Linked DNA regions of Mus musculus: all the other regions are linked to region 1. The links are chromatin loops, found by intact Hi-C in ENCODE. Cell type or tissue: left cerebral cortex. All regions are shown on one strand. Region 1 overlaps Ctnna3 (catenin (cadherin associated protein), alpha 3). Region 2 overlaps Ctnna3 (catenin (cadherin associated protein), alpha 3). Region 3 overlaps Ctnna3 (catenin (cadherin associated protein), alpha 3). Region 4 overlaps Ctnna3 (catenin (cadherin associated protein), alpha 3).

What was found. A loop is a pair of places that touch in the nucleus more often than their neighbours do. Peaks named below come from ENCODE experiments on the same cell type or tissue, not always from the same donor. Only the 100,000 strongest peaks of a DNase experiment are listed, where the experiment ranks them.
Region 2: it touches region 1 in a loop (3-fold over the local background); 2 of 42 quality-filtered maps call a loop at or near these places.
Region 3: a loop joins it to region 1, with 3 times the contacts of the local background. A loop is called at or near these places in 2 of 42 quality-filtered maps.
Region 4: a loop joins it to region 1, with 2.4 times the contacts of the local background. A loop is called at or near these places in 2 of 42 quality-filtered maps.

What each region holds. Positions count from the first base shown.
Region 1 is chr10:64,211,427-64,219,426 of GRCm38, forward strand. The region is part of intron 7 of Ctnna3 (catenin (cadherin associated protein), alpha 3); the gene reads left to right. Among named protein-coding and RNA genes, the nearest start is that of Lrrtm3, 130 kb to the left of the region's middle. In left cerebral cortex, no CTCF peak of the experiment used is centred here; DNase peaks (open chromatin) are centred at 4,392 and 4,873; H3K27ac peaks cover 1,247 bases.
Region 2 is chr10:64,304,074-64,312,073 of GRCm38, forward strand. The region is part of intron 9 of Ctnna3 (catenin (cadherin associated protein), alpha 3); the gene reads left to right. Among named protein-coding and RNA genes, the nearest start is that of Lrrtm3, 220 kb to the left of the region's middle. In left cerebral cortex, no CTCF peak of the experiment used is centred here; DNase peaks (open chromatin) are centred at 1,912, 4,963, 7,775 and 7,983; H3K27ac peaks cover 239 bases.
Region 3 is chr10:64,338,716-64,346,715 of GRCm38, forward strand. The region is part of intron 9 of Ctnna3 (catenin (cadherin associated protein), alpha 3); the gene reads left to right. Among named protein-coding and RNA genes, the nearest start is that of Lrrtm3, 250 kb to the left of the region's middle. In left cerebral cortex, no CTCF peak of the experiment used is centred here; a DNase peak (open chromatin) is centred at 4,356; H3K27ac peaks cover 897 bases.
Region 4 is chr10:64,080,274-64,088,273 of GRCm38, forward strand. The region is part of intron 7 of Ctnna3 (catenin (cadherin associated protein), alpha 3); the gene reads left to right. It overlaps Lrrtm3 (leucine rich repeat transmembrane neuronal 3), which reads right to left. Exons shown (of 3, transcript NM_178678.4): 2 at 7,575-8,000. Among named protein-coding and RNA genes, the nearest start is that of Lrrtm3, 6.0 kb to the right of the region's middle. In left cerebral cortex, a CTCF peak has its summit at 4,306 (motif pointing right); DNase peaks (open chromatin) are centred at 3,764, 4,335, 4,812, 5,150 and 6 more places; H3K4me3 peaks cover 5,005 bases; H3K27ac peaks cover 4,030 bases.

The DNA of each region.
Region 1 (8,000 bases):
AATTTCCTTTAAAAATGGATTTTCTTTCTCTCCCTTTCCCCTCTAAATATTTTGATAGATATAATATTGCCTACACTGGCAACCTCTGTTCTTCCTAGTTATTATCTATCTATCTATCTATCTATCTATCTATCTATCTATCTATCATCTATCGTCTGTCTATGTATGTATGTATGTATGTATGTATGTATCTATCTATCTATCTATCTATCTATCTATCTATCTGTCTATCTACAGATTACAGAATATCTATACTTGTTTGAGATAACTTTTGAGAGCCAATGTTCCATATATTCAGTTGCAGCAAAGACTCCACCATTCACCAAGTTTCTTGGCTTGGTCATCTTACAAGGCATCTGTGATGATTCTTCTTCCCTGGTTTATCATCCATCTTGTTGAGTATTATTTTCTAGGGTTTCTGCTACCTGACATGCCTACATGAGTTTCAGCTGTCATTGGCTTAACCCAGCATGCCTTCCTTCCAGGGGAAAGCATTTGCCTCAATGCCTTGTCATTCTGGACTTCTTGTGTACTTCCCTTTCTCTCTCTCTTCCTCCCTTCTCTCTTGCATTCTAGCTCTTTCTCTTCCTCTCCCCAATTCTGCATTCTTTCTTCTTTCCCAACAAGAGCTATTCTTTAAGGCATATTTGATTGTCTGCCTTCCCGACTTAGAATTCCTTTGACAGAGTTTCATGTAGCTCAGGCTGGAACTCTAAAAGAAGCCAAAGATGGCCTGCAATTTCGGATCCTGAAATTACAGGTCTGTACCAACACACATAATTTATGCAACGCTGTGGCTTGAACCTAGGGCTTAATGTATGCTAGCAAGCACTCTACCAGCCTAACACTCACTCTAGCCACACTTATAATCTATCAGATGTTACTTTATTTTTGAATCTTTTACTTTTCTCCAGTCAAGGAGTATGAGCTTTCTAGGGGTTGGAGTCACATTGTCTTAATTTTAAAAAATCTCCATGTCCTTTACAGTGCCTTGACTGTATTAAAATGTAATTCATTTATGCTGAAAGATCTTTGGGCTCTAGAACAATTTACTAAATTAACGGACTAATTGCATGTGAATTTTCTTCTCCATGAAGTTATTGTTGTGTCCTGTCTGAAACAGTTCATGGTACTGATGTATTGAAGTGGTATTTGAGAGTTAAAGTTTGCTAACTCTGGTGGAATCCAGGCGCCTGACAAGCATGTCTTACATCAGAGATTTTCAATTGTTTCACAAACTGAGTAGACACCTGTTATCGCCAAATAAGATACCAGAATGCTTTTAGTGATAATGAATAGGAGAAAGAAAAGCCTCTTGTGTGTTTCATTAGACAAGATACCAAAGACACCGCTGACAGGATAAAAATGCAGCAACTGGAGAGTGACTGCCACAGAGAAATCTGTCTTCGATTAAGAATTTAAACGTAGGTGTTACATGAGCAAGGGTCTTGGAAGATGAGAAAATCAAATACTGGAGATCTCTGAGCATGCTGCACTTGCAAACGCCATGGGCTTTCTTTTGTGCTCATTAAGCATACAGAATTGTCTTCACATTTATGTTCCTTCAGCAGATATCTATAAAGACTAAGCAATGAACAATTATCATAATGCATCCTCAGAACCTATTAATTAAAAAAATATGTCCAAAATAAGTGTTGCTGTGGTTTCATCAGAACAGTGACAAAAATCAGAAACGTTACTTAATGTTCAAGAGAAAGTGTGCACCCAGGATTGAAACCCTCACTCTCACAGGTCAGTGAGTTTCTGGCAGGAATTTGCATTCATTCCATTGCGATTTCTGGTAAATGATCTTTCTGTATTTATTTAATGTGCATTTGTGTTTGTGTTTATGTGCAGACATGCTGCTGTGCATTTATGGAGAATGATTTTGGGGAATCAGTTAACTCTCTTTCCACCGTGTGGTTCTCTGGTATTCCAATCAGCTGTCAGCACTGGTGACAAGCCCCTTTCCCGAGTGGGCCATACTGCTGGAACTGCGGTGGCTCTTTTAATTGATTATTTAGCAATAAGGAAACAAATCTTTTTCCTCTTTCTGAGAGAAAGAAAAGGATGAACAAGAAGACTGGTGGCAAAGCTGGATTTCTGCAGCTCTTTCATAAATGGCTGACAGTTTTCAGAGCATTCAGTGATCCAGAGTAGTCATTACTTTAAATGTATTCATTTATGTGCTCCTCATCACACGAAGTAGAGACTGAATGTGCACATTAGGAAATGGGGGTCTAAGTTAAGGCGTTACTATGCTAGGGTTGTAAGTGTGACTGTCTAGTTCTAGTTTATGGATTCCAGACATTATAGCATGTTGTCTCTTGCTCTACCTCATTCAATGAATTACAACTTAACCTTATTACTATAATATGATATACACTTATATTCTGTATCTACAAAATGAGTTCACTATCATCACTCTGCAGCCCTCAAGATTTAGATCTTGTTATAGGAAATATTTACAAATAACCTGTGCACTAAATTCACTGTGTTCAGCACAAGTTTAGATACACAAATACTCTGGGTTCATTTGCCTTATCGTCTTTGGAGATTTGCTCCATTGAGCTTAATTGATTCGATTTGTTTCACCAAGAAGGAAATGCTCAGTTTTCAGCATGTGATGGATGGATGGTCAGTGTGACAACACTGAGAAAGGGGAAACCAGCTTGGTACTGAGACATCAAACCCAATCGACTCAGCGAGACAGAGATAGTCCATGCTCCGAATTCAGCTCAAGAGGCTGTAACCTAAGTGGAACTGGTGTAGCCTCTGAGAACACTCAGCGATGACACCCAAGCTCCTCAGAGGCTTTGCTCACATGGCACTCGAAGGACATTTGCCATTTTGCTTAGTGCTAGAGAGAATTAAGATGAAACTTATACACATTTCCCAACACGCCCTGTAAATTCCAGTGAATCTTGGCAGAAAATGCTATAGATAAGTAGAGGGCAGTTGATTATTCCTATGAGGTAAGACAGCTAGTGGATATGAATCCTGAGATGCTACACATATTCCACACCACCCAGGATAATGATTCTTCTTTTTTAAAAAAATGTACTTGTATGTATGTGTGTGTGTGTGTGTGTGTGTGCGTGCTCATGTGCATATATGTGCTACAGCATGAACATGGAGTTCAGAAGCCGATTTCCTGATTTGGTTCTCTCTTTTTCCACCTTTGTCTCAGGTCATTAATAAGGCTTCTATGACATATCTGTTTGACCTCTGGGTATATCAGTGGGGCCTTTGCTAGATTGCTAGTTGATGTAGAATGGTCTGATTCCACTAGGTATCATCTCTAAGTAGATGGAGTAGGCTGCATAAGAAAGATACCTGACTGTGATCCAGCAGGTATGCCAGTAAGCAGTGTCTCCCCATGGTCTCTGCTTCAAGCTCCCGCCTTTACTTATTTCTGTGAAGGATTGCAACCTGTGAGCTGAAATAAGTCCTTTCTTGCCTCAGCTCCCTTTGTTTGTGGTGTTTATTACAGTGACAGAAAGGCAGCCTGGGACAGACTCTTACTTCTTTTCTCTCTTAGCCAGTCAAAAGATGAAGGGGGCAACTGTTCTGGTTTCTTCTTTGCTATTTAGACAGTCCTGCCTTTGTGACTATTTTGCATGACCCCGCCCCCAAATCTGAAGTACCCTGAGGAAAGTACTCAGGCATCTTTGCAGTGGGGTGTCTCACAGTACTGACTGCCTTCTGCAGGCCATTTATGTCCAGATTGTGTTGTACAGCAACACGAAGCAGCGCCCGCATTGAATGTCGTGGCATTGCTTTCTGTGGTCCTGCACCAGCCACTTGAAAATAAGCACTCCACTGTTGTTTCTGCTCCTGTTCATCCAAGTTCCAGTGGAGGTGCACATCCCAAGGAAACTGAATCTTCATCCTGAGCCGTGTCCTCTGCCAAATGCTGAGGATTCTGAGATGAAATGAAACGGGAAAGGAATCTGATGAGATTAATAGTCTAGTCGGAGAGTACTCATTTTTTACGAGAGTGACAATCAGGACGGACACAAAATTCTAAAGGAGCTTGTGAGGAAGCGCCACATAAGCAGGAAGCCAATTGTTTCAGGATCGAGTAGCTCAGACAACAATAATAGAGATTTGAAATAATCACCATGCAGTGGATGCTAACATCCTTGCTGTTCCCAAAGGCATTCATTGGTTACATAAATCTTTATTTAGAGGAAGAATTGGAGTAATTTAAGCAACAAACTGTCATGCTCCAGGTTCTGGTTGGAGGTATTTTTGGTGTGTGAATGAGCAAGAGTCCATAAATTCAGCTAGAAACTTCTAACAAGAGGGGAGGCGAGACTGAAAGCCTGCAACAAGTCAATGGATGGGGAATCTAGGGGTGAGAGATGTTTCAGAAACATTATCAAAGGGAATGCAGGGCCAGATTGGGTGTGGGAGTTAGAGAAAGCAGTGATCTCAGATGCCTTCAGCATGCTAGCTGGATGGAAGGTGTTATTTTCCAGGGAGGTAGAGGATGCAGGGGAGGAGTGGCTTTAGGGATGTGGGGGACGGAACGGTTTGGCAGAGAGAGACCACAGAGACAGAACACCTCCATTCTGTATTTGTACACCCAAGTGTTGGAGAGCTGTAATTTAAACTCCTGTTTAAAATAGAATCTATGCCATTGACAAAGGAGAATTTCATGATTAGAAATACATCTATTATTCTGTTAAAAGAGAATTATGAAGCAAAAATAATCATAATTATAGAAACATGCATGGAAAGGATTTGGCAAAAGTCAGAAGTTCTTCTGAGTAAGATGTAAATTAAATAAGAATAAATGAACTTCCTGGGGCCTAGCAGCAAACCCAAAACATGTAACCTGAAGATATACTGGGCATTTTAGTAGAATACACACAGCATGGGAACTGTCTTTGCCATCTTTCTGCATTATTTAGCACTTTGAGTGAGTCACCTAAGCAAATGTAATAAGCAAAGAAAAAGATCAAAAGAAAGAAGAGAATCATAGTCATTACTTGTGGGTTATTTGATTGTAAGTCTAAGAAATTTAGAAGAACAAAAGTACTTTGTGAAGAGCCAAGTCATAGGAAACATATGTTAAAAGATGAACCTGGTAGCAGGATAAACCTGGTCGCACGATCTATCTATCTATCTATCTATCTATCTATCCTTCTTACCTAGAGTGTTTCAATAAATGGGCATAAATGTATACCTTAAGTTTGTATGAAATAAAATAAATAACTGGGCATGAATATCATGTTCCCAGATGGGAAGACATAGCATTCTGATGCTGTCATTCCTTGGTAAATGAATACATCAGTTTTAATGCAATGTTAACCTAAGTCCATGCTTTGGAAGAGCCCACACCTGTGCCATTGTGCACATTCACACCACGCAATGCGCTTATTATAAACTTCATGTAGGAGACCGAGAGTTTCTAACTGATGCCAGAAACACTTCTAAGATCACAGTGTTTTTGGAAGTGTAAACAACAAAAAATTTCACAGTGGTGCAGGCAATCAAATATCACCTGTCTTCCAAAACAAGTGTCTCTAGCACCACGTCCATCTTGTACAAGATAATTTGTTTTCAAAAGGAGTGTTTTCTATTATTTTGCATGCATGTATTAAAAACACAGTTCACAGGGCTAGGGAGAGGATCCATCAATTAAGAACATGGACTGCTCTTACAGAGAACCCGAGTTTATCTTATAGCATCCTTGTTAGACAGCTTACAAACTGCAACTCTAGCTCCAGGTTATCTGATCCCCTTTTCTGGCCTCAGCAAGCACCTGAATTCACCTAGACATAATCACACACAGACATGTTATTTTAAAATTAAAACATTTAACACATACATAAATATAATATGTAATCAAAATAAATTAAATCTATTAAATGCCCACTGTTGATATTTATACTGATTTCCCCCATAGTTTCAAGTAAGTCATGAGAAAATAATTTATTTTAAATATTTGGCTATAAATAGTTACGTAATCTTATACTGCAAAAAAAATTCGGCCAATATAGCCAATATCAGGAGTGCTTAGGAAGTCTTTCTTCATCTATTCAAGGTACCCTGTACTTGTTATATTTGTTTGAATGGCTGCTGTTCTCTTGAGACGAATTCTGGCCATGTTTCCCAGGTTAGCCTCACACCTGCAATCCTCCTGTCTCAGTCTTCTGAGTGCCGGGATTACAGGCAGACGGTGGCACACTTGGCTTTGCTAACCCAGTATTAGAAAGTGACTCCTTGTCTTGAGCAAACATGTATCTTATATAATTCACATTCCACTGGGGGACAGCCAATAAATATATCGTATGTGGCTAAAATGAATACATATCTAAAATTGCATCTCAGCACTAAGTGCTGTGAAGAAAATAACATGGGTAATTACAGCCATGCAGGAAAGCTGTGTCAGTACTGTGGGCTGGGAAGACTTACCTGGAATGAGGACATTTGAGCTTTCTGTGATAGACAGGACTGGACAAGGCAATCATTCAGAGGAAACATTTTCAGATGCAGACCACAGATGGACCAAATGTCCTAGGAGAAGGTTCTTAGTGTATTTTAAGGACATTAAGAAAGAGTCATGGTGGAGACTAGGGTATTGGGGTGATGATCATGGCAGTATAATAGGTAATGTAGAGGATGTAAGACTATATACGACTTGCTACGGGTTTTTCGTGTTAAGCACAACAAGAAAACACTGGGCTCTGTTCCACAGTGAATGTCTAATATGACTTAATTACCTTGATGACTTCATAGAGACTTGGTTTTGCAGGAAGAGGGTCAATGGAAAGTAAGAGGACCAGGAGAAGCCATAGCAAAGTGGCAATCCAGGGGTAGGAGGACCTTGCACGTGTGAAAGTGAGTTTAGATGGGGGCAATCACGAAGAACGACACCTGAGCTGTTTTGGAGGTAGAAACAGTACAATCTGGTGACATCTAGACTGTTGGCTGCACATAGTACAAACACTTAGCATGATCTACAGGGCTGGACAAGAGCAGCTCAGATATATAGAAAGGCCTGAGGAAATTATAGCTAGATATTTTTTTCCTCTTTTCTGGTGGGTGGGTGAAGTCAAGAGTCCCTTTTGTCATGATTACCTGTTGGGAGGACCCAGGAAACAGAAACTTGCCTTTCCAACAGCCACTTAGATGTCAACTGCCTCTTAACACTAGCACTTCCATTCACTAGCAGCATATTGTCACCCCTCAATAAGAGGCCCATTGGTCTTGCAAACTTTCTATGCCTCAGTACAGGGCCAAGAAGTGGGAGTGGGTGGGTAGGGGAGTCAGAGGGGGGAGGGTATGGGGCACTTTTGGGATAGCATTGGAAATGTAAATGAAGAAAATACCTAATAAAATAAATAATAAATAAATAAATAAATAAAAGTCCCTTGGGTATGTGGTCTCTTTATCCATAAATATTGCTCTCTTCTAAGTAGTTCCAATGTGTTCTCTCTCTCTCCCTCTCTCCCCCCATTTCTCTCTTTCTCTTTCCCTCCCTCCCTTCTTTTCTTCCTTCTTTTTCTGTCTTCTTTTTTTCTTCTCTCTCCCTCCCTCCCTCTCTCCCTCCTTTCCTTCCTTCTTTTTCTGTCTGTCTTCTTTTTTCTTCTCTCTCTCCCTCCCTCCCTCCTTTCCTTCCTTCTTTTTCTGTCTGTCTTCTTTTTTTCTTCTTCTTCTCTCTCTCCCTCCCTCTCTTTCTCTCTCTTTCTTTCTCTCTTTCTTTCTTTCTTCCTCCCTTCTTTCTTTTCTTCCTTCCTTTCTTCCTTCCTTATTTCCTTCCTTCCTTCCTTCCTCCTTCCCTCCCTCCCTCCCTCCCTCCCTCCCTCCCTCCCTTCCTCCCTCCCTCCCTTTCTTCCTTCCTTCTTTCTGATTTTAAAATAAATTTATAGACATGTAGTTTACATAAGATAAACCACACACATTTAAAGTATTCAACTTGACTAGCTCTGGCATAAACAAACTCAAGGGATTAAAAACAAAACAAAATGATAGAAATGATGAATATT
Region 2 (8,000 bases), 93 kb after region 1:
CGAAGGGCCATGCTTGAGAAGTACCCTCAAGAACACACCACAGGCATCAGAGGCTTTGGAACCACAGGGATGAAGTCCCAAGGTGGGTGTTATGTTCTCTTAACGTGGGTGCCACTTATACAACTGAGGGAAATCTAGCTTCTCTCCTTTACTAAGAGGTCAGCACACATTCTGTATGTACACTATTAACCACACAGTAGCAATTTAATTAGGAGAATAGTTGACAGATATACCAAGGGTGTATTATAATGGGTCTCTTATTGTTCAATATTTCTACTGTTAAAATCCATATTCTCTCTCTCCTTGTATTTTTGTTTTAAATTGGTATTGGAAAAAATTCTTGTTTTGCCCTTATAACAAATCAATAATGAAGATGGACATAATGAACTAGCTCTTTGCTTTATAGTTTCCTCCTCCTCTTCCTGTTTGTTTTTGTTTGTTTGTTTGTTTGTTTGTTTGAGACAGAGTTTCTTTGTGTAGTCATACCTACTCTGAACCTAGCTCTGTAGACCAGGCTGGCTTCAACTTCACAGCCACCACCATCACACCTGCTGTTTTTCTTCTTAATAATATCAATACTCACTGACTTTTTATGTCATCCTTGCATAAGGACCACGCTGATCTTCTCCATAACATTCTACATTGTAGCTTATGTGGCTCCAAGGAGATATCTTGATAGATCCCCAGGAACCTTGCTTTGTATTAAAAATATTCCTTTATGTCACTTACTATTTCAAAGACTATTTTTTTGGTCTATCTATAAATTGGAGATGTCATGACAAGAATTAATGGTAATGTTTAGAAGATACCTAGCACAGAGTTCAACCACACTGGTACTTCAAGGAGTCATGCAGTTATTAACCAAGGCACCTTTTGTCACCAATAGTAGCAAGGAATGGTGGCTCCCAGTCTTCTCTTCTCATCCATTCCTCACTGGTCTGACAAGATAAATCTTTCTTCTCTTTCTCTGGTTTATTCCTTTTTCCTTAGTACCTTAGGATTTTCAGGTTTTTTGCAAGAATTCGACTTCAGGAAGCCTGTAATTCCTTTTTGATGATGGATCAGTTTTCCAAGTAGAGCATCTAGTGAACAATCACTGTCCTCTAGAACAGCAGTTTCCATCTTTTAGTATAGTTTCTACCTATCAGCAAAACAGTCTTGAAGATATACTACTATGTGTATATTTACATGTTACTATATTACTAAGACATTTATACTTTCAAAGAAACACATAAGGAATCTTTTGAATAAAACATGGCAGGCCTAAATAAAGTTCGATAGTTTTCTCCCATATCTTGTGTGACCCCTTACACCAACCCCACCACAGAGTACATTCTTCACACTATTCCCTGTGGAGCTTTAGTGTGGTTTGAAAATTAACTGTCTCATATGTCATTTGATACCAACTCACCTTCTGAAAGTGCATTCCTCAAATTCAGCTTTCTTTCCACAAAATGTTGATTATCTAATTTCTAGTTGTTTTGTTGGCCCCCTAACAAACTTGGCTATTTAGCCTTTGTGTGTATCTATCTGTCTGATGTATCTGGATAGCTTTTTAAAATATTCTCAGCTTCATGACAGACTACATAGATAGTTTTGTGTGGGTCTTGCATTAGGTAGAGAGGAGTTTCCTTACTTCTTTCACACTCTGAGGTCTGAGGCTGAAACAAATAACTCTTTACCCCAAATATCAGTCCACATCCCCATGATGGGAAAATGGATTCTGAGAAACCCCCAGAGAGAGTCCCCTTTGCCTCCTTTACCTCCTTCATCCTCAATTGCTTCAGAGAGAGGAGGGATATCTTCCCCAGCTTGCTTTGGAAGGGGAAGCCTGACAAAGAGCTGCCCAGAGCAGCTCAGCCTGCAAATGACAGTGCTGTCATCTGTGGAAGGGAGATGACTCCTCCTTATTCTTCTAGAGCTGAAGTTCTGTATTGTTCTCTAACTGTTAATAATGGAGATGTGGGAGCCAACCAACTATGCCAATGATTGGCAGGAGGAAGGAAGGGGAGGAGGAGGAGGAGGAATAGTGACTTCTGCCTTTCCCCTCCTACTTTAACACAGTTCCTTATTTATCATCAGAGCTTCAAAATCCTCCTGGTGAAAGGCCTGGATGCTCCTTTATTTTTCAACTAAGGGTAGGGTAAAAAGAGGAAACTTCCCGGCATTAGTATTTTTTTTCCAGTGTGATGAAGCATCTCCAACTAGAGCAACATGAATATTTTATTAACTAGATTGCTTGGTAGGAAAGTGTTCTTCCTGTGTTTGCATTTCTGTTTGTGCACATGCCTGTGTAGCCGCAAGGAAATGCATCTCTCTTTTCCCTCCATCTCTGGCTTTCATGGCCTGGCTTACTAAAAGTCTGCAGCTATCCTTGTCTGAGATATGATATGAGTTGTTGTGTAGGCACCTAAGATGAATAGAAAAATAAGCTATTGCTCAATGGTTACTATTGGTATCATATAATCTCTGTTACCCACAGATAAGCCTCCCCACTATCATTTACAGAGACCTCTTGGGCATGTTTGCATAGGAACAACACAATTCAAATATGGTCACCTGACCTGGTCCTAATGACCCCTTCCCTGAATATCAGGTAAGAATACTGCAGCTGAGGTACAGATTTCCTCCAGGTCATCATGTCCCTGCTTATTCTGGTTTCTTCACAAGTTTATGACCCTCAGGGCAAGGTTACTGGATGCCCCATGAGCTGAAGATTCCAAATAGCAAGCCAGATATTGATGCATATATTAGAGCAGTCTCCTTCTATTAGAAAGGTCTATCTATTTGTTCAAATAATTTGAGAATATCTTTTGTTTATGCAGAATACAACAAAGCATTATATTTGGGATCAGAAAATTTAAATAGTGTGCTTAATTTAGCACTGGTCATAATGTTACTAGATGGAGAACCATGATAAAGGCAGGTTCATTGTAGTCATAGTAACCATAGGGATTGTTGAACAGAGATACTATTACAAATGGGATGATGGCATATGTCTATCATTAGGTCTGGATCTTGCTACACAGGCACTACTCAAAACACACTTATGGTATCCTCAAGGATCTTAGAACCCAAAGAAGGAAGATCACAAAGAAAGTAGTGAATGCAGATATGGAAACATTATGTCATGGGGTGTGTCATAGGATATGTGCTTCTGAAGGGGATTGTGGGACCCAGAGTCATCCTTCCTTCTTCCTGTCAAGTGCCACCATATTTCCGAGCTTGTGTAAGATCCACCCTTATTTTGGATCTGAAATTAATGAAACCCTCTCAGTCTTTGAATAGCACTTTTGTCACAGAGAGGTAAAGAAACCTATCTCCTTACAAGTTTGATTACCTCATTTCTCACATATTAGTATGTCACATATTAATCTCAGGTATTTCATTAGAGTCACAAGAAGCTGAGTAGTTAACATTGGAAAAGCATGTCCAAACTTTACACATAAATGAAAAAGATTCACATTTCAGACAGAGGAGCCCAAATGGTAGTGCTATTGGAAAGATGGTGCCAGGAGAGTGACCACAGGAGAACTACCCATGGCTTCCTTTTCTTGAGAGATAGCCTACTTCCAAACAAAACAGCCTCCGTCTTCATTAGAGCAGTTGTGTGTGCTTGTGGGACTGGGCTTGTTGGCTACTTACATTTCCTCCTAGAAGAAGGGGTTTGGGGAAAGTTATTAGACTCTTACTTGAGATTCCAGCTTTCTTCCCAGCCTCATTTTCAGGCAGTCATGTCCTAATTACACATAGCTTTCTGGACTTGGAGAGAGGCTCTAGAGCAGTGTTTCTCAACCTATGGGTCATGGCCCCTTTTAGGGTGTTGAATGTCCTTTTCACATGGGTCACCTAAGGCCACCAGGAAACACAGATATTTACATTATAGTTCATAAGGGTAGCAACATTACAGTTATGAAGCAGCAATGACAATAATTGAATGGTTGGGGCTAGTTGTATTAAAGGGCTACTGCACCAGGAAGGTTGAGAAACACTGTTCTTGAGTACATAGGCTGGTGAAGGCTGAGGGAAGGGGGTTCCATATATTCAGCCATCATTCATGCTAGGTGAAGATGTTCCAATGTGGCTACTTTGTGACAACCCAGGCTCCTGTCAATAACCCCTCACCATGCTCTGTAAGTAAATCCAATAACCCATTGACTCCCCGGGGTGCACACGGGTAGAATTGTACTTTGGTTTGTGCTTGGAGCCTTATGTGGAGGGTATAGATCCCCCCCCCCACCCAGGGAAGGAGTTCTCAGAACATATCCATTGTGCAAAAGATTAGAAGAATGGATTGTGACAGGAGGGTAATTATGAAAGAGAAAATGACTTCCTTGCTCCATACTTAACAAACATCTATGAAACCATAAACCATTGTGAAGATTCAAGTTGACACTACTTGTGCTCTGGAAGCTGCCTGGGTACCATTTCACAGAGTACCTTAGCTTGGGGATACCATTCCTTACTTGCGTCTTCATTTCTTTCTTTCTTTTTGTTCTTCCATTGTGCTTTTTCTCCCCTCCTCTCCTTTCCTCTCCCTTCCCCTTTCCTTCCCTCCCAGTATGCTAGCTTTTCTAGGTAATGTGTTATCTCTGCCACGCTAGCTAGCATCCAGTCGGCATTTATTAATCATTTAATAAGTGATTGGCAATTCCTAGCCTCAGGAAATACAATAATGAGTAGCACAGTTCTGCATGGGAGGAACTCTGAGTCTAGAATAGGAGGGCAACTTTCACACCTATTATTTTAATATATGTCCCAAATTATTGAAACGGTAATGTGTACAGCATGCTGTAGAGAGGTAAAGAGAGAAGGTATAGGTTGCAGATATGTTTCCATTTTCTTAGTAATGACCTAGCTTTGAGGATTGGGCTGGCATGATAAAAATATCTGTCTGTATTAGTCAGAGAAGGATTGGCTTCTGTTCTCATGAGTCTGCCAAGCTCAAAAATCTATAAGGCAAGTTGGACAGGAATTTAGGCAAAAGCTGACATTATGGGCTTGAATCTGAAACGTGCAGGGAAGGCTGGGAGCTCAAGTCAGATTTTGATATTACTTTTGAGGCAGACATCCTTCTCCTCGGTGATTCCTGTTTTGTTCTTCAGGTCCACAACTTACTGGATAAGGCTCAGCCTCATTCACAAAGGTTCCCCCTTTCATCAAAGCTAACAAATTCTTTGTCATTTTTAAGACAGAATCTTTTAAATGGCTGATCTCAAACTTGCTATGTGGCTAAGGCTGACTTTGAACCCCTGATTCTTCCATGTCTCATTCCCAAACTCTGAGATGATAGGTGTATACCACCATGCTCAGCTAGCCAATGGGTTAATCCTATCCATGAAATACTTGCATGACAGTGTCTCCTAAGAATGTGATCAGGCAACTGAGCACCCTAGCCAAGCTGACACAGGAGGCTAATGATCCAGCTACCTGTTTGTAGCTTTCCCCTCCACATCTCCACAAAATCTTTGTGTCTATGTCCACAAAGAATGGAGGTACACAGTGAAAGCCTCTGTGATAAAGCTTTGTGTCAAACATAATCAAGTGAGTGACAACTGCACAATGGAACTCCACCCGAGAGATGATGTTCTGGTTTTAGACATAAATGCTTTATTGTCCATGTTAAAACAGAGGACATCAAATGAAAATCTCTTCAAGAATATCTAGGTATTTTGTTTTCCCCCATCAAGGTGAGAAGTGGGCTTTGATTTAACAGTCTTGCAAGAACAATGTGGATGTGGGGGATGGAGGATGCTTCAGTCAGTGGTAGGCAAAACATTTTTTTTTTCTGCCTTTCTAGACCAAAGTTAGAGGAGAGACTAAGAATGTATAATGGTTACAACTGGCAGATACATTTGGGTAACCCCTCTAGAAGAGCAACTCAGAGCTCAACTCTACTTCTCTGGTTCTGGCTAGAATGAGGATAATAAACACAAAAACAACAACCAGGTCCAGATCCAAGGAATGGCTCTTGTCATGAGTCTATGAACTAGAGCACCCTGTGTTACAACACATCCTGATGGACTCTCCTCCACTTAGTACCAAAACCTGCTCAGTACAATATGTGTGCTTGAATATCCACACCAAAGATTAGCAGTATACAAGCTCTAGATAAATGTTTCTTCACCACTGTTCTGGGTGTAACATACAACAGATCAAAAGCTGCAAAGGCAGGCAACTCACACCAACACTAGCATCCAGGGTAGACCTGGATGGTCCAAGGATGGAGTGGGATGCCATTTGGGGGTTTAAGAGAGTGAAATAAATTCTTTGCAGATTCTTCCTTCTGGAATCAATACTTCAAATCATCACTGTGGATTTGAAAATCCACACAGGCTAACACAACATTTGGTCATGGATTGGGGTGAATTGTGAATGAATAAACAGGGTATGTTCTGCCTGTGTATTTATTTATTGTACTAGAGAAAAGGTGAACTGAATGTGTTATGAGCCCATTTATGGTTACCCAGTGATTTATTGTTTTTCAAGGTGCCAGGTATTTAGTTTAGCTATAGTTGGGTTATGAGATGAATAATCCAATTAAATGAGAAAATAGCAAGTTTAAAAAAATCCTCAGAGTGAAGTTTGATATTCACTAACATGTAGTCATTTTGAGCATAGCATGTATTGTTGACTACTTAAGACAGAAAACTTTCTGGACAGATTTGTTTTTTGAATTTTCATATATAGCTGATGTTCATAAGGGATTTATGATTTCTACAATTTTAGTAAAATTATGTTTAATTTTACATTCTCTGGATTATTACTGTCAGAAAATAACTAGAAATATTGGTCACAGCAATCATTTGATAAAGCCAAGAAATATACACAATATATATTTTATGGCCAACATATATAATATATTATAAATTATAGCTTTAATAGCTGCCTCAAAGCAAAATATGGAAGCATGCTATTGAACGTTAAGTGTGATATTTTATATTTTTCTAGTAAATACCACTACTATACTGTATTTTTTTCTCATTAAGACACAAGTTTTTTTCATAATAAATTATGTATATTCATGTATCTGTATGTGCATGTGTGTGCTTATAAGGGCAGTGCCTATATAAGCCTAAGAGGATATTAGATTTCCAGGAAATGGAAGTACAGGTGGTTGTGAACATGGCTACTGGATGGAGCTCAGGTTGTCTACAAGAGTCATCTTTTTCTAAACCCCTTTCTTCAGCCTGAAAAAAAAAACATATCTGTTAGGGGATAAGAATGATACAACCTATTTTACTGATTTCTTTTTGATACTTGAACATTTTGAAATAGGATATATGGGCCTCCACTTGTACCTGTGATGCAGGACTGCTAAGCAACTCAGCCAACATCTTGGAGGAAGTATTGACCTTTCAGTGTGCCACAGTTATTCTGAGAGACACACAGCACTTTTAACTTCCTGGACTAGGGGTGAGCTGGTGGGAGGCAGACTACATATCACTTCTCTCTTCCCTTCTACCTCCTTCTGCAAGTAAGCAGTCTTCATTTCTTCTTGAATGTACGAAAATGTAAATTCAGGATAATTATGTAGGTGGACCTGGAAGAGTAGAAATAAGGTATAAGTAAATTATTGAAATTAGCCCTCAGGAATCATTCCATGAGAGGGGACATTTGAGCTGGATCTATATGAAGATGAATAGGACTCCTCCAGGTGGACTGGCTGTGTGGGGGAAGAGTTTTACTAGGAAAAGACATAAAGGCATAAGAAACAGGTTGTGCTCACAGTATTTCAAAACATCCTCATGACTAAAACACTAGGTGGGAGGGAGGAAGTGGAGAGAAAAACTGAAATATCAGAACAGAGCGGGTCTTGCATGTCTTCTTCCAAAGAACATGGATGTTCTCCTTGACCTGAAGAGACACCCAGAGGGAAGACATCATTGAAGAAGTTTGAAGCGGGTAAGTGAACATGACTTTGGTTATTGGGGGAAAAATGTATATGATTCAAGAACTCTGACTTTCCAATCTTAGCATGATAACTACTTGGAAAGCTT
Region 3 (8,000 bases), 130 kb after region 1:
TTGATCAAGGGTTCCCCTGGCGCTGCCTTCCACAGCTCAGAGCTACACTAATGCAGGTGTTTCTGTGCCTGTCAAATGAATACAGAAAGATCCGCAGTGCATTTGCTTCATGTTGCTACCACTGAAGCATTGCTTCTGTGTAATGCCTTCCTGTCTACTGCTCCCCGTCCAATTTAAGCTGTAAGTAATGGTGCAGCATTTCTTCTTCCTCAGGGAAACCCTTACAAAGTTTAATTTACTGTTTCCTAACTACTTACAGTAGTATCAGTAGTTAATGTTTGAGAATTTTAATAGTGGCAATTTCTGCTGATCTACATTTGGCCCTCTGAGATGAAGATTTTAATATTTCCACTGGGTTCTTTTCATACATAACAACTTTATTTTCTAGGACTGTAGAATGAGACTAAAGTTTGATATTTCCTTTGGCTATAATCTTCTCCTTTGTGCTTATGGGTTTGAAAACCTGAAGATGTCTTGCATCTTTCAAAACAAAGCCCGTGGCTGGCACAAACTTACTTGAGTTTTACAGGTCTAGTTTGCAGGGAGGCAGAGTGCTCTGAGAACTTTGGTGAATAGATAGTTATGTAGAAGCTCAGAGAGTTAGGTAATATCTCTATATCTCAGATTCTATATCTATTTGAAAATCAATTATAAAGGATTCACATTCATTTTCTTATTTTTAGATATTTTCTTTGTTTACATTTCAAATGTTATTCCTTTCCTTGTTTCCCCTTGGAGGCCTCATATCTTATCCTCCCACCCCTGCTCACGAACCCACCCATTCCTGCTTCCCTGTCCTGGCATTCCCCTATACTTGGGGCATTGAGCCTTCATAGGACCAAGAGCCTCTCCTCTCATTGATGTCCAACAAGGCTATCCTATGCTACATATGTGACTGGAGCCATGGGTCCCTCTATGTATACTCTTTGGTTGGTGGTTTATTCCCTGGGAGCTCTGGGGTACAGGTTGGTTCATATTGTTGTTTCTCATATGGTGCTGCAAACCAATTCAGCTCCTTGGGTCCTTTCTCTAGCTCCTCCATTGGTGACCCTGTGCTCAGTCCAATGGTTGGCTGTGAGCATCCACTTCTGTATTTGTCAGGCACTGGCAAAGCCTCTCAGGAGACAGCTATATTAGGTTCTTGTCAGCAAGCACTTGTTGGCATCCACAATAGTACCTGGGTTTGGTAACTGTATATAAGATGGATCACCAGGTAGGGCAGTCTCTAAATGGCCTTTCTTTCAGTCTCTGCTTCAAATTTTGTCTCTGTTTCTCCTTCTATGGGTATTTTGATCTCTTTTCTAAGAAGGTCTGTAGTATCCACACTTTGGTCTTCCTTCTTCCTGAACCTCATGTGGTCTGAGTTGCATCTTGTGTATTCTAAGCTTCTGCATTAATATCCACTTAGCAGTGAGTGTGTGCTCCTTTGTGAGTGGATTACATCACTCGGGATGATATTTTCCAGTTCCATCCATTTGCCTAAGAATTTCATAAATTCATTGTTTTAATAGCTGAGTAGTACTCCATTGTGTAAATATATCATATTTTTCTGTATCCATTCTTCTGTTGAGAGACAACTGGGTTCTTTCCGGCTTCTGGCTATTATAAATAAGGCTGCTATTATTACATGTGGAGCATGTGTCCTTATGACAAGTTGGAGCATCTTCTGGGTGTATGCCCAGGAGTGGTATAGCTGGGTCCTCAGGTAGTACTATGCCCAATTTTCTGAGAAACTGCCAAACTGATTTCCAGAGTGTTTGTACCAGCTTGCAGTCCCACTAGCAATGGAGGGGTGTTCCTCTTTCTCCATATCCTGGCCAGCATCTGCTGTCACCAGAGTTTTTGATCTTAGCCATTCTGACTGGTATGAGGTGGAATCTCAGGGTTGTTTTGATTTGCATTTCCCTGATGATTAAGGATGTTGAATATTTCTTTAGGTGCTTCTCAGCCATTCAGTATTCCTCAGTTGAGAATTCTTTGTTTAGCTCTGTATCCCATTTTTAATAGGGTTATTTGGTTCTCTGGAGTTCTTTGCATATATTGGTTATTAGCCCTCTATCAGATGTAGGATTGGTAAAGTTATTTTCCCAATCTGTTGGTTGCCATTTTGTGCTATTGACAGTGTCCTTTGCCTTAAAGAAGCTTTGCAATTTATAGGTCCCATCTATGAAATTCTTGAACTTAGAGCATAAGCTATTGGTGTTCTGTTCAGGAAAATTTCCCTTGTGCCCATGTGCTTGAGGCTCTTCTCCACTTTCTTTTCTATTAGTTTCAGTGTATCTGGTTTTATGTGGAGGTCCTTGATCCACTTGGACTTGAGCTTTGTAGGAGATAAGAATGGATCAAATTACATTCTTCTACATGCTAACCTCCAGTTGAACCAGCACCATTTGATGAAAATGCCATCTTTGTTCCACTGGATGGGTTTAGCTCCTTTATCAAAGATCAAGTGACCATAGGTGTGTGGGTTTATTTCTGGGTCTTCAATTCTATTCCATTGATCTACCTGTCTGTCACTGTACCAATACCATGCAGTTTTTTATTACAATTGCTCTGAAGTATAACTTGAGGCGATTTAGAAAGACCAATTTCCAAATTCATCTGGAATAACAAAAAAAAAAAAAAAACCAGGATAGTGAAAACTATTCTCCACAATATAAGAACTTCTGGTGGAATCACCATCCCATTTTCTTACTTTATGTAATATATTTATTCTTTTCTTTGAAAATTTCATATATGCATATGATGTATTTTGATTATATCTACCACATACCTCCTTGCTTCCAACTTTCCCTGGACAGATCAATATGTTCCTTCCCAAACTTCATGTCCTTTCTAAAAATTAAACAATATCAAACAACCAAAAAAAAAAAAAACCAACAAAAACAAAAACAAAAACCTTATCGTTGCTGATTGGCACATGTTGAACCATTCACACTGGACCACTGGAGCACAAGCAAACACCCATGACCTTTACCACCAAAGATAAATGTTTCTCCTTTCCTGTAATGTGCATTATATTGGTTAACTGTCTTGCATTAGAACTCACTGAGAAACTGCGTTGTCAGACCCAAACCTGTTTGTTTCAAAGTGTTCCCCTAGGCCCCTTGGATGGGGACCAGCTGTTCCCATGCCCTTGAAAGAGAAAAGAAAGCAGAAAAGAAAGACCAAGAGCAATTAGAGTGTGTCCTTAAGAACATATAAAAAATAAACGATTTCTATCAGAGGTTGCTATTGCTTAGCCCTCCATATAAAAATTACCTACAGTAAAAAATAGAAGCCAGAAATTCAGCCTTAGGAGGCTCATCCCATGGACAGAAACTGTGATCATGAGCTCCAGCTGCCTGCTTCAGCTTTCCCTGTTTGTGTCTATTGGACATTCCATGAACATGATTTGATAATACTAACTCCCCAATCTGCCTACAACTCTATCAGGGACTCTAGCTGACTCTATCTATCTATCTACCTTTCTATCTATCTATCTATCTATCTATCTATCTATCTATCTATCTATCTATCTATGTGTGTGTCATATATTTATATTATATTTTATATATAAATATATCTTTATATAACATAATATACATAACATACTATATATTATTTTAATATATAGTGTTATATATATACATACCTATCCATCCTATCTATCTATCTATCTTCCATCCATCATCTATCTACCTATAATCTGTGCCCTGATATTTGTTCCTTTACCTTAGTTTGTTGTATGCTTAATAAGATCACTCAAAGACAGAGTGTGGGTAGAGTAGATTGTCCATACAAAACGGCCCCCAGTGGGTACCATTTCCAGTAACTCCTCAGCTGCATGTGGGGCCTTGTGAGACACTCCTACATCCGTGTCAACTACTCACTCACATGCGATAAAGTAATGGCTTCCACTTGAGAAGACAATCCTGAGGTGCAGAAAGCAACCAGATGCAGCGGTTTGGGTCTGGGTTTCATGACTCAAGTGTTTTAATCGTTCCTTCATCTTGCTTTTCTCTTTGCTGCTTATGTAATTACTCCCCCTCTCTTATTATTGGAAGTATTTTCACTTAGAGATGTTGAAAGTGAAAATTACATGGAAATTCTTAGTGAAATTCACTGAGGAATGAGGGACTTTAGGACAGGCTTGCTAAGCCTGCCTAGTGAGGTTCTCTCCCACGCTCAGGCTCCAGACTTCCAGACCTTTCCCAGTATATTCCCCTGTGGCTCCATTTTCAGCCAAAAAGCCTACATATTTACTGTCCACTGAGCTGTAAAAAGTAACATTTCTTTATTTTAATTATGGTGTTTAGTTCCTCTACATATATGTTATATAACTCCCACATAGAATGACTCAAGAGATTGTCTTGGAGGCCACTGGGTGAGTTCCAGACTAGCTCCTACACAGAAAAGGAAAACAGGACCCCTTAGAGCCTATACATAGTTACCGAGTTTCCCAACCACAATGAGAAATGAGTCATTCTGGAGCAATTTGGATCAGCCACCCAAAAGGCAGATATACACTTTAAAAATTAACCGGAACAGACTTCAATGAGAAAACTCTTGCCTGCACAAGGCTGTGTCACTCAGCTGTGAAGGACCCAGCACCCCCCACTGCTGGATGTAGGTTGCTGGGCCCTTGTGCTGGAACGCTGCTGTGGCACTGTGGAGAAAATTGCCATTTTTCCCTGTGATCAAACACCCAACAATAAATTCCATTAAAATCCAAGAGCCCTGAAAAGGCTTTTTCAGGAGAAATCAAAACAAACCAGAAAAAGACCTTGTAGACAAGAAAAGAAAAAAAAAATCAATTTTAGGTTAAAATCAGTCTGAGGGGAGTAGGAGAAGAGGAAATCTTTTAAGAAACCCCTGGGGTGCCTCCTCTGACTATTGGCAAACATTTGGTATTATTTAAAATGTAGGGTTGCCTGCCAGAGTGAAAGGTTCAGTGTTTTGCACCCCTATTAAGTCTTTTAGCAGTGAAATGCTAAAACTTCTGGCACTATAAGAGCCTGAGCTGACTGAGGAGGGGAAATCAACCATTTTCCTTAAGTCAAGGCACCGATAATATTTGTTCTGTCTTATTGATGTTGGTTTCTCCCCTTTAGTATGATTTGCTATGTAAATTCATTTGCAGTCCAAGCATTCTCATAGTCTTCTTTGGTAAGCATTGGTAAAGGCATGTTGGAGATCATTTCTAGACTACACTCTCCTGTTTATACAGCAATAATTAGTTTTCAGTTTGGATGCCCAGGCCTCTCCCATGACATTATCAGAATGCAGAGTTTCAGAAGTTAGAGTGACATGAGTTGAGGCCATTACCTAAAGCACCTATTGCAGAAGCAGTCACCGTCATGTGCATTTTTTTCTGAAAGCCTCTTGTTTGGGAAGCAGCTGCATATTTCTTTTTTCCTCTGAAATAATAGAGAAAGGGATAGTTCTTCCTGAAAATGCTCCATGACATGCAGAAGACCTAACATCTGGTACATCCTTTTGTAATGTACCTTCAAGTCCTTTCTTCCAGCCATGTGCCAACTGTTGCTTGAGGGATGCTACATGATGTCCACACATTGACCAGATAGATATCTGCTGCATGTCATGTAGGTAGCATATAAGGCTACACAGGACCCATCCCCAAGAGAACTGCTTATAAAGACGATGGGTGAGAATGAACCTCTTTCCACACTGTGCTCTCTCCCTCGTTAGTCCCCTCTCAGCAATCTCCTATCCTGTCAACTACCTAGCTGCTTTTCTTTGTTGCCAAGAATTTTCTTGTCTTTGACTCAGTCCACATGAGAAGTTCTCTAGGAATGTGCCCACTCTTTCCCTTTCGCAACAGGTCAGGTTAAGTCCTAGGTGTCCAAGACTCTATTTCCAGTAACATATAACATTGTGTGTCACAGTCACCACACATAAAACCATGGCTCAGTAGGTCACTCAAAGGATTCTGATGTATTCCTACCTTACCAACAGACAAAACAAAAGTCCCTATGCTGGCCCACAATTTGCCACTTTCTCTCTACCGCTCTGACGTCATATAGTACTGTTTCTTTTCTATCTCAGAAACATTGCAGATGGCTTTCTTCTGATCTAAGTCTCTCTTTCCCCAAATATTGACCCAGCATCACCTGGAATATCTTCAAGTTCTCTCAGCTGGTCTTAGTGATGTCTTCTTTGATCTTTTTGCATAACACTCTCTTCCCAACCTCTTAAAAAAACTCTGGCATCCTAACTCTGTACTTCATGGTGCTTGCAGGTATCTAGCAAAAACACATACTCATGCATGTAGAGATAGAGTTCTTCATTGTACACTGTGAAATGCAGTCTGCAAATACATTTGTCTGGTCCCCTTCCTGTACTTTAGCTTAGGCACCTGGTCAACACTTGCTGAATTGTGTGCTGTGGTATCTAATATTTGGAGAGAACAGAGACAGTGCCTTGCTTACTTTTTATTACTAGCTCTTCTTCTGTTATATAGTTAGGGCATTTAATAGCTTTTTGAGCTGGGCAGTGGTGCTGCACAGCTTTAATCCCAGCACTTGGGAGGCAGAGGCAGGCAGGTTTCTGAGTTTGAGACCAGCTTGGTCTACAGAGTGAGCTCCAGGATAGCCAGGGCTACACAGAGAAACTGTCTCAAAACAAACAAAGCTTATTGATTTACTCAAATTATTGGAAGAATCAGTTTCTGGATTTAGGGAAAATGTCCAAGAATCATCTTTTAATTTTCATTCAGAAAGTTGCTGAAGATAGCCATGGTCATTGATCAGTAAAAAGGTAGGGAAGGGCATGCCAGTCTATGTTAGTAAATAAGCTGTGTTTCATGTATGGGCAAATAGTTACAAATGGATGTGCACTGTCCTGTGGATACTGGGAATTGAACCCAAGCTTTCTGCAAGAGTAATAGCTGGTCTTAACCTCTGAGCTAGCTCTTCAGCCACATGAATACTCTTGATAAGAGAGAAATATACTCTTTAGAAGGAATAGTTTTTATACAAGACATACACCAAAAACAAGAGTAGCAAATTATATGCACTGATAGTCCATCAATTTAAGAAAGAATCTAAAATATTAAAGCTATATACTGTCAGGCAAGGCACAAATCCTGAAAACTTCTGAGAAAGCAGAGATGATCTTCCAGATTACTTTTTATGTCTTTGCCTCCTCATGTTCTCTCTCCTCATTCCCAATTAGGGTTCTTCTCTACACAACCCAAAGGTAGGGGCCTTACATATATTTTCCATTTGTCAATTTCTACTAGCAAGTGTTTCTAGCTGTGCTTTGGTGCTATGCAGCTGTTGTGATGTGCCTCCAAGGAAACACTGGGAAGTCTGGCAAAATCCTCAGAGGATGCTCAGTGAGGTAAGTGGAGAACATAGAAGAAAGATTGGGAGATTGCACAGAAGACAACCGACATTCTTATTTTAATACATCCCCATATGTCGTCCCCCACTGTTTGACCCAATTGGTCTAAGAACATAAATAATCATAAGAGACAGGGTTAAACATAGTCTGTTGTACCTGTCCTTAGTTCTGGAAACCACATATTGCTTTCTAAGAAGGCAGAAATCTCAGTTCCTGTTCACAATTCTTAGTGTTGTCATGACTTGGACATGGTTCGGATGAGAGATGCTGAGGCAGAATGGCAATAGGGATAGACATAGTTCCCTCTGAAGTATTGTGTTTCTGTTTTTAGTTCTGTGGATGAGACTAGGGTTTGGATACAGCTAATCTCATACTTTACTACTGACACACACACACACACACACACACACACACACACGCATATTTGTGATATATATAGAAATGATATAATGCTGTATAAATAGAAGAGTGTACTTTAAAGAAGGTCTCAAATATGCCTTTACTGCCTTTGCACACACACACACACACACACACACACACACACACACACATACATATATTATATAAATACATATTAGTGTGATATATACATGCATATATAGGCATAGTGATATATATATATGTTTATACACATACATATACATACACACACA
Region 4 (8,000 bases), 130 kb before region 1:
TTTTTTTAAATCCACCATGACCTTTCCCTTGCAATTTATAGCTACCTTGATGTTTTTGCATTTTACAGTAAACTAATAAAGACCCCACACATCAAAGTGTATTAAACCATAAAAACAGGCAGAGTAGAGCCCATTAAAGTATATGTAGAATTTTACATTTTTACGACTCAATCCTATCTATAAACAACATAGAAGTGAGTGCATGGAGCCTTTTAATGGCTGAAGGAGGTGGAGTGGATGCCAGGCTAGGAAGCACCCATGACTAGCAGGTTAACACTTCATTAGCAAATCACTGATTCATGAGCAAATTCATGAGCAAATCACTGGAAATCATGAACCAAAGAGAATGGAAGGAGGGTAACCTGGGTTACGATGCCTCATTTGAATGGGTCAGGAGTTACTGTAGGGAAGTCCTATAAAGCAGAACGGGTGTAAGATATGGATCTATAGGGTATGGATCTTTTAGCATCATCATATACCAAATAACAGGCTTGGTGGAAGACAAAAACCCTTCATAACACATCTCCTGCCATATCACCCATTTTTAAGTCTTCTAGTTAACTCCCAAGGCACAGAAGTTGCTTTGACTTCCAAGGACCATAAGGCAGACAAACTCAAACAAAATAGTCATGCTCTGTCCTTTACATCTCTGTGCAAGTCGGTCAAAATCCTTCCCTAAGTTGATGGCGACCTTGAAGAGCATCATTTATGTTATCGCCCGTTAGAGAGTAGCCTGTCACTTCTACCAGTCTCCAAGGCTACTGCATCTGTCCAACAGCACATGGTCTACCCTGGTTCCTTTAATGCTCTTTCTGACATTCTGATTACTTGCGTTCAAGGAGAGATAATTGTGAGAGAGATCAATAATACCAGCAAGGAAAACTGTAAGCCACAAAACTCCACAGGATGCTAACATTGAGCTCCTGTGTGCTCGATACCCACTGTCCGATGGGTCTCTCCACATCATCAATAAGCTGTAGCCACAAGGATGCTGAGTAAGGATTTACATTTAAATGAAGCCTTATGATTTTTGATGGAAGATGGATACTGGAGATAATCTTCAACAAACTACCTTTGCTGAATGTGTGTAGTCTTTGCTTTACATCTGATACCACACACCCCCAAAAAACAAAACAAACCCCATTTTTATCCCCAAGAAAACAAAACTCTGCTATTGATGCTTCTAATTGATGGAATACAGTTGATACCTTTACTGCTTGTCCTGAGTTAGTTAATTGGGTAGGCAAAGAGTTTTTGTATTTGCAAGACTGGCAATTCAATTGTATCATCTCTCTCTCTCTCTCTCTCTCTCTCTCTCTCTCTCTCTCTCCACTGAAAATCAGAAAACACTATAGAGATATTTAGCAGGTTTTAGAGCAAAGATAGAAGGATCAGTTGGCCTTTCATTTCCTTTATGCTGTAATATTTAATGTAAACACACTTTCTATTGGGTAATTGGTGCTTTCTTCCATCTGTGGAATGATGTATACGCTGTAAACAAGTTTTGTGTATGTAATGTCAGAATAGTGGTCTCTTTTGCAAAGGGAATTCCAATTTATGTATGAGCAGCAGGTAAAGATAAAGCATCTTTTAGGAAGGACGACCGCCCCCCACCAACAATAGTAAGAGAATGCAGAGATTTGTCAGGAAATGTTTAATTCCTACTTCAGAACCTGCTGGGAAGGACAGGACAGAAGAAGGTTCTCTGGTCTCTCCTGAGATGGGCCATGTTGGTTCCAGATTCCCTGCTTTTAGACAGTGGTCCTAATATAGGTAAACTATGACGGTCTTCTGTTGTGACCTAGAGATCCCTATCTTTTTTATGTTCCTGGGTCGCTCCTCACAAGATTTGGAGAGCTCACTCAGGAACATTTATTTCCCCTGTCACCCTTGCAAGTGAAGCCAACAAAAAATTTCTTTAAAACCCTGGGGTCTTCTCTCTGCTCTCTCGATGTGTTCCGGGAACCCAAACAGCAAAGAGACAGTTTCCACATTAGTTAACCATATACTCGGTGAGATGGGAAGTGGGGTTGTGGTCTTTCTCTGATTAATTATTTGCTTTAACGATGAAAGGAATTAAAGAAGTAAAAGGAATAAGAGGAATCTCTTGTTCTTTATGCCTCTTTTTGACAGCCCCCTGGTTGCCAGTGTTCACAGTTACTAGTGAAGGTAAACTGGTTCTGGCGATGTGCATTCCAAGGTTGTAAGGGATGGAAGCCTTGATGTGAGCCACATGGTGGCAACAGGTGCTAAGCTTGCAGAACACATATGGTCCATTCCAGTGCTGCTCGGAAGCAGGGCCATCTTGCCATGGAAGCTTATTTGTCAGTACAAAGTCAACAGAGTCAGTCATGCTCAGGAGAGGAAGGCAAGCCGAACCAACAAGGAAAGCCTCTGGCTGATAAGGTACAGATCAACATTTTATTTAGATTGATAAGTTTTTGCTTCAGTGTTCTCTGGTTGGTACTGCTATATTTATCATATATATGCTATATACCATATCCACATATATGTGATTACTAATAAAATCTTGTGGGTTTTTTTTCCTTCCTCAAGATGGATATGAGAAAACCCAAGATGAAGGATGTTAATCTTTGTGGGAGTCAAAAGTTCTAGACTCCCTGATGCAAAATGATTCTTTTCTTTGACCTGTACCAAACACAGAGCGGAAGCAAGCCCAGTAGAGCATCTCACTAAGTGCTATTTTTAAACACACACACACACACACACACACACACACACACACACACACACACACACACGTGTGGAAGGACCACTTTATAAAAAAGCAAAGCTTTTCACACTCAGTCATTATTGCAAACTAATCTAATGCGTGGGTGTCTTCAAATTTTGGAAAGCCAAGAAATGTACCTGAGTTGACTTAGCAAGTGTCAGAGAGAATTGAATTGCATCTTTATTTCTAGGGCTGTCACTCACTGCTGTGATATTTTTCCCACATGTGAGACACCATTAACTTTTAGTTTCTTTTTGTGGTATTTTTACAACAGTCTATCCACTAACTCCAAGTCACCAATGACTTTGGAGGCTGAGTAAAAATCAGGTCCAGTTCATTTGACTACTGTGGCTGAGGACATTGCGACTTCTCCTTGTGTGTCTAGGGTGATGGCATTTGATTGGCTTTGAAGAGCCGTTTACCACACAGTATTTAATACCCACGCATTCTGTTTCTCTTACAAGGTTTGTTATTCAATTTTGCTGATAGTATTTTTCCTGCATATGGTTTGTCCCAAATGCCCTTTGGTTTTTTGTTTGTTTGTTTGTTTTGTTTTGTTTTGTTTTTTAATACACATGTAAAAGAGTATGAAGATAGTAAGGTACCAGGGGTTGGTTTGCTACAGATCTAGATCCCAATTAGAACCCTGGGCTGGGGAAAAACAAACAAACAATTTGACTTTTGAATTTTTCATATTTCATGGCTCAACTCTCATTCGCTGTGTTTAGGACTCATTCTGTCTCCAGCTTGATGGGCTAACACTGTTATCTGATGCTAGTCCAAATCCACACTTAAAATAAGCAATTCGTGTTCTCATATTGGTAAACGACAAAGGAAGAGATGCTCAGCGCACCTACAGCATCCTGACATCCCTTGCCAAGGCTACGCATGTGATGCTGCCTTCCCCTTCCCCAGAGGGAGAGCGTAATTTCATTATCCATGAATCAGCGCCTCTTAGACTGTACCACCCTTGTCAGAGAGGCTAATAGCACCACTGTTTAGCTAGCAGCAGAGGAGGAAGGAGGGGGAAAGCCCGGGGGCGAAGCACAGGTCACTGACATGGTCGACAAACTGGAGAACAGTTCTGACACTGCAGGGGAGGCCTCCCTCCTATGGATAGCTTTCCCATAACTACTGACAAGCAAGAGTTGGTCCGATTCCCTCAATAGCAATGCAGGGATCTGGTTCCCCGAGCCTGTTACACTCTATTTCAGAATCCTGACCACAAAAAAATAGTAGCACTTTTAACGAAAACATTACAGATGACTTGGGCTAATATCGTTGAGTACAAATACTTCAAGTGTTTCTTATCTATTTTTACTGCGTTAGGGCTTGCTCTGTGTCTTTGGGTATTTATTTCTCTAGCTCTCAATACCAATGTAATGGCTTTTCTTTCTGGTACCACTGAGAAATATGAATATACATTCATATATTTGATAATGTGGATGATAATTATACCTCATAACAAAGTTAACAATCAGTATGATGCACAGAGAAACCTATGCTGCCAATAAGTTCACAAAAGACAAAAACCAAGACGCTAAAAATGTGCGAACAGCTGTAGTTACTTGGACTAGCCACTAGAGGACAGTGCTACTCTATAGAAAGCATCATTGCCAGTCTCTGCTTATATAGTTGAAGCACCAAACCAAGTTTAAAAAGAAAAACAAACAAACATACAAACAAATGGTTAATAATCTTTGGAAAGATGTCATGTCAACATCCTTGGAAGGTACAAAGTCACTTAAAATGATTATATGCTGCATAACATTGCTTAAAATTCTCTGGCACTGAGCACGCCTGCTTCAGCACAGTGTGTACCGGGGTTAATAAATAAAGGAGAAACAAACACAAAACACAAATCACAAACGTTCAGTCCAAAAGAATGGACTCCACTTCCTCTCTGTTTTGAGAAAGCATTTAAAGGCAGAGAGACTCCTGCAGCCATGGGTCTCCACGGAACATTTCAACAGGTCAGAAAGCTCCCTTAACTGAGGGAAACCGACCAGTTCATGTAAATTTGCAATTAAAAAGGAATAGCCAAGGATTCTTCTCCAATACGCAGTGCATTTTAAATGCTTATATATAAAAAGTAGAAGCATGGCATACAGTCTACAAGTGCCATGGGCAGATACAAGGACAGTCATTTCTGATCAGGAGGACACTTACCACCTGGCTTTTCTGGGCGACACAATAGTGCAGAAACAACTCTCGCCTTAGGTTGCACAAATTGGTTGCACAAATTGGTTCTCGGGGCATTCTGACAGCTGGAGAAGAGCCCTTAACTAAGGAAAAACACGTGTTGCCAATCCCCCCCACCCCCCTGCAGTTTCATGCCCAGAATCAAAAAGTGTTTTATTATTCTAAGGCATTTGTCTGGCGTCTTATCCTTCAGTAAATCTCTAAGGCATTGAAAATGAGCAGCCTTCAAAATGTTGGTCATTCATTCAATCTTACATCAGTTTAACACACCAAGTGGTGCTGAGCCTAACAAATACTTTTCAATAGAGCAAACAGGTTTTATACATTCCAATGGCATACTTGGAAAATATGCATATATATATTCCAAGTATGTGTATGTGTGGAATTTGTTCCCATGATACATAAGGCAGAGGATCAAGTAAAAGAAGAGAAAGGGGCCTTTTCCACTTCAACAGTGCATTTAATTATTACAGTCATCTTCATAGTACAGATAATAATGAGGCTGACCAAAGGAAAAAATTTAGATGGAATATGTATTTACTGACAGTCTAGAAAAAGAAAAAGTAAAATTACAATTTCACTGAAGAGCATCTCAGTGGGTTTGGCCACCCAGCCCCTGACACCGTAAGATGTGTCTGCATTACTGATCCACTGGGGCTCTGTGGCCATTTGGCATTAATAAATGTATACTCGATGGTTAGTCATGGGTAAACATATTGCACTTGTGATACTTTCCTGAGCTACTGCCTGGCCTCATCAAAGCACCTTAATGGCGAGTCCCCTCGAAATGCTGCTCTTCTTTATGCTTAGAAGTATGACTTTAAGAATCTGGATCCCCTGCTATCATTCTACTTCACACTGACTTGTCTAGATCTTTCCCTTTCAGCCTTTGGAAGACCTCCATCCTCTACATACATTAAAAAAATGCTAGTAAGAAATAGCCATTCACTTTTTCATGGCTTTTATTATTATTATTTTTGCAGCGACTGTTCTGAAAGACTAGGGATGGGGTCAAAGATGGGAGGCCTGGACGGTCAGAAAGCTGAACCGTCCTTAATGCAGAAAGCAAAATCATTACGGTCCGCGTGCACACCGAAAGTGCTCATCTGAGAGGACAAAACAAAACGGGGTGGCAAAAAATAAATATATTTCTCTGAAACCCCATAAATACAGAGGGCGTGATACCCGAGCTGCAGTCGACAGACTTTCACCAACGACATAAAAAACATGCATGCAGCGTGCAGGCTGCCAGGCCAGTTCTGTACAGAATTGTACTGACGGATGAGTTACAATACAGATGAACACGGAGACACAGCGATGTCAACAACAGCAAAGCAAAGACAAGCTGTCACAGTCAGTCTCCCCCCCACCCCACCACCCCCCCTTTCCATGCTCCATGTACCAAGGTGTTACCAGGAGCATCCTTTGAAAGGAGAACGTTGGGGAAGCATGTGTGTGTTCAGATAGCTGAATGAAGTGTCAGTGCTTAGGGGTCTGGTTTGTGTGGAACACATCACAGGACGCACAGGACAGTCTCACAAGCCCTGAACAGGACGTCACAGGGCTCAGGATTCTATGAACTGCACTGGGGTCTTGGGAAAGAAGCGGCAAAGAGATAAATCCTGGTAAAGTTCCAGCTTGCAGAGAGTACTTAGCAAACCTCATCTCTGAAAACTCCCTCCCTTCCAGCGGACTAGCTGCTTCCTCGGAGGAGGGATGTGTTTATTTCCTGACTTGGTTGTGTAATGAATCAACATGTTTAGGGAACACACAGGCAGAGGGAAACCTACGGTGACCCCTTTTAGTTTTATTCCACAGCCACACGGGGGAGGGGGGGGGGATCTGAGCTGAAACTGCAAGGCTCAAACTTTGTGCTCTCAGGGTCTCCTTGTGTTTGGCAGCCATCTGCTTTTGGCATCTTAACCCTTTGACACCCGTCCGTCCCTGTGCTTGGCTGGTTGTGATTTCTGAAGCCCTAGAAACTGCTCAGGGATCTGCTGTAACCCACCACCCTCTGTGGAGAGTTTTCCCGGATTTTCTTTGATAAGGCAGGCATTGTTTCTCACTCTCTACTGTGTGCCTGAAGCCAGTCATCTCCTCAAATGCATTCAACCCTCCAAGGTCCTGGGATCACTCCCTCCACCCCCCCACTCCCAGATTTGCTAAAGCGCACACCACCTTAAGCTGGAGCTCTGAGACTCCCAGATGAAGAAGAAGAGCCAGTGTGAGCATCGTGGGGGGGTGGGGGGGTGGGGAGGGGGAAAACAAGTTTTTTTTTTTTTTTAAATCTGGAAACAAATGTTATGTTAATGAGATCCATAAAGAGTCTTAGACACTAGGCATGGTGTTAAACCGGAGTTCTAGCTCCGCATTGATTGTGGTATTTAAACTTCAATGGGTTGATTATTTATGAGAGGAAAAATGACCAGTATTATGAACACACTCCGAGGGACAGGGAAGGCCCTTGCCAGCATAGTGAGAGGGAGGGGGAGGGGAGGGCACCGTGTTCCCTTGACAGACAGCGGAGTTCAATAAAGCACCCCCTTATTTCCCAGCCGTTAAGAGCGCGCTGTGTTTTTCTTTTTTTTCTTCCTTCCTTCCTTTATTATTATTATTTTTTAATCGCAATGGTTCATACCTCACATTCCCTGGAGCCTGATTTGCTATAGGTGCAGGGTCCCGTTCCGTTCAGCAGCATCTCGCTGGTCTCCGTGTTGGTGGGTTTATAATCTACATAAAATTCCTGGGTGCCTGGAGTCATCTGCTTGAGCGATTGCCGTTTCTTCTTCCGGTGCCTTCGCATGAGGGAGCGCTGCTGCAGCTGCTTCATGCTCGCGGGGTACCGCTTCCAGGACACGTACATCACCAGGAGGATGACCAGCACCGACAGGAAAAGGGCCACGCTGCCCGCGATGATCTTATGGAAGGAGATGTGCTCCGTGTCCACATCTGTCTCTGGGCTGGGCTCGGTAGCTCCCACCGTGGGGGGCAGAGGAGGCTTGCTCTCGTGCTTCGGCCTGGGGAGCTTGGGCTTAAATGTGGGCTTGGGGAGGGCCCTGGCCAG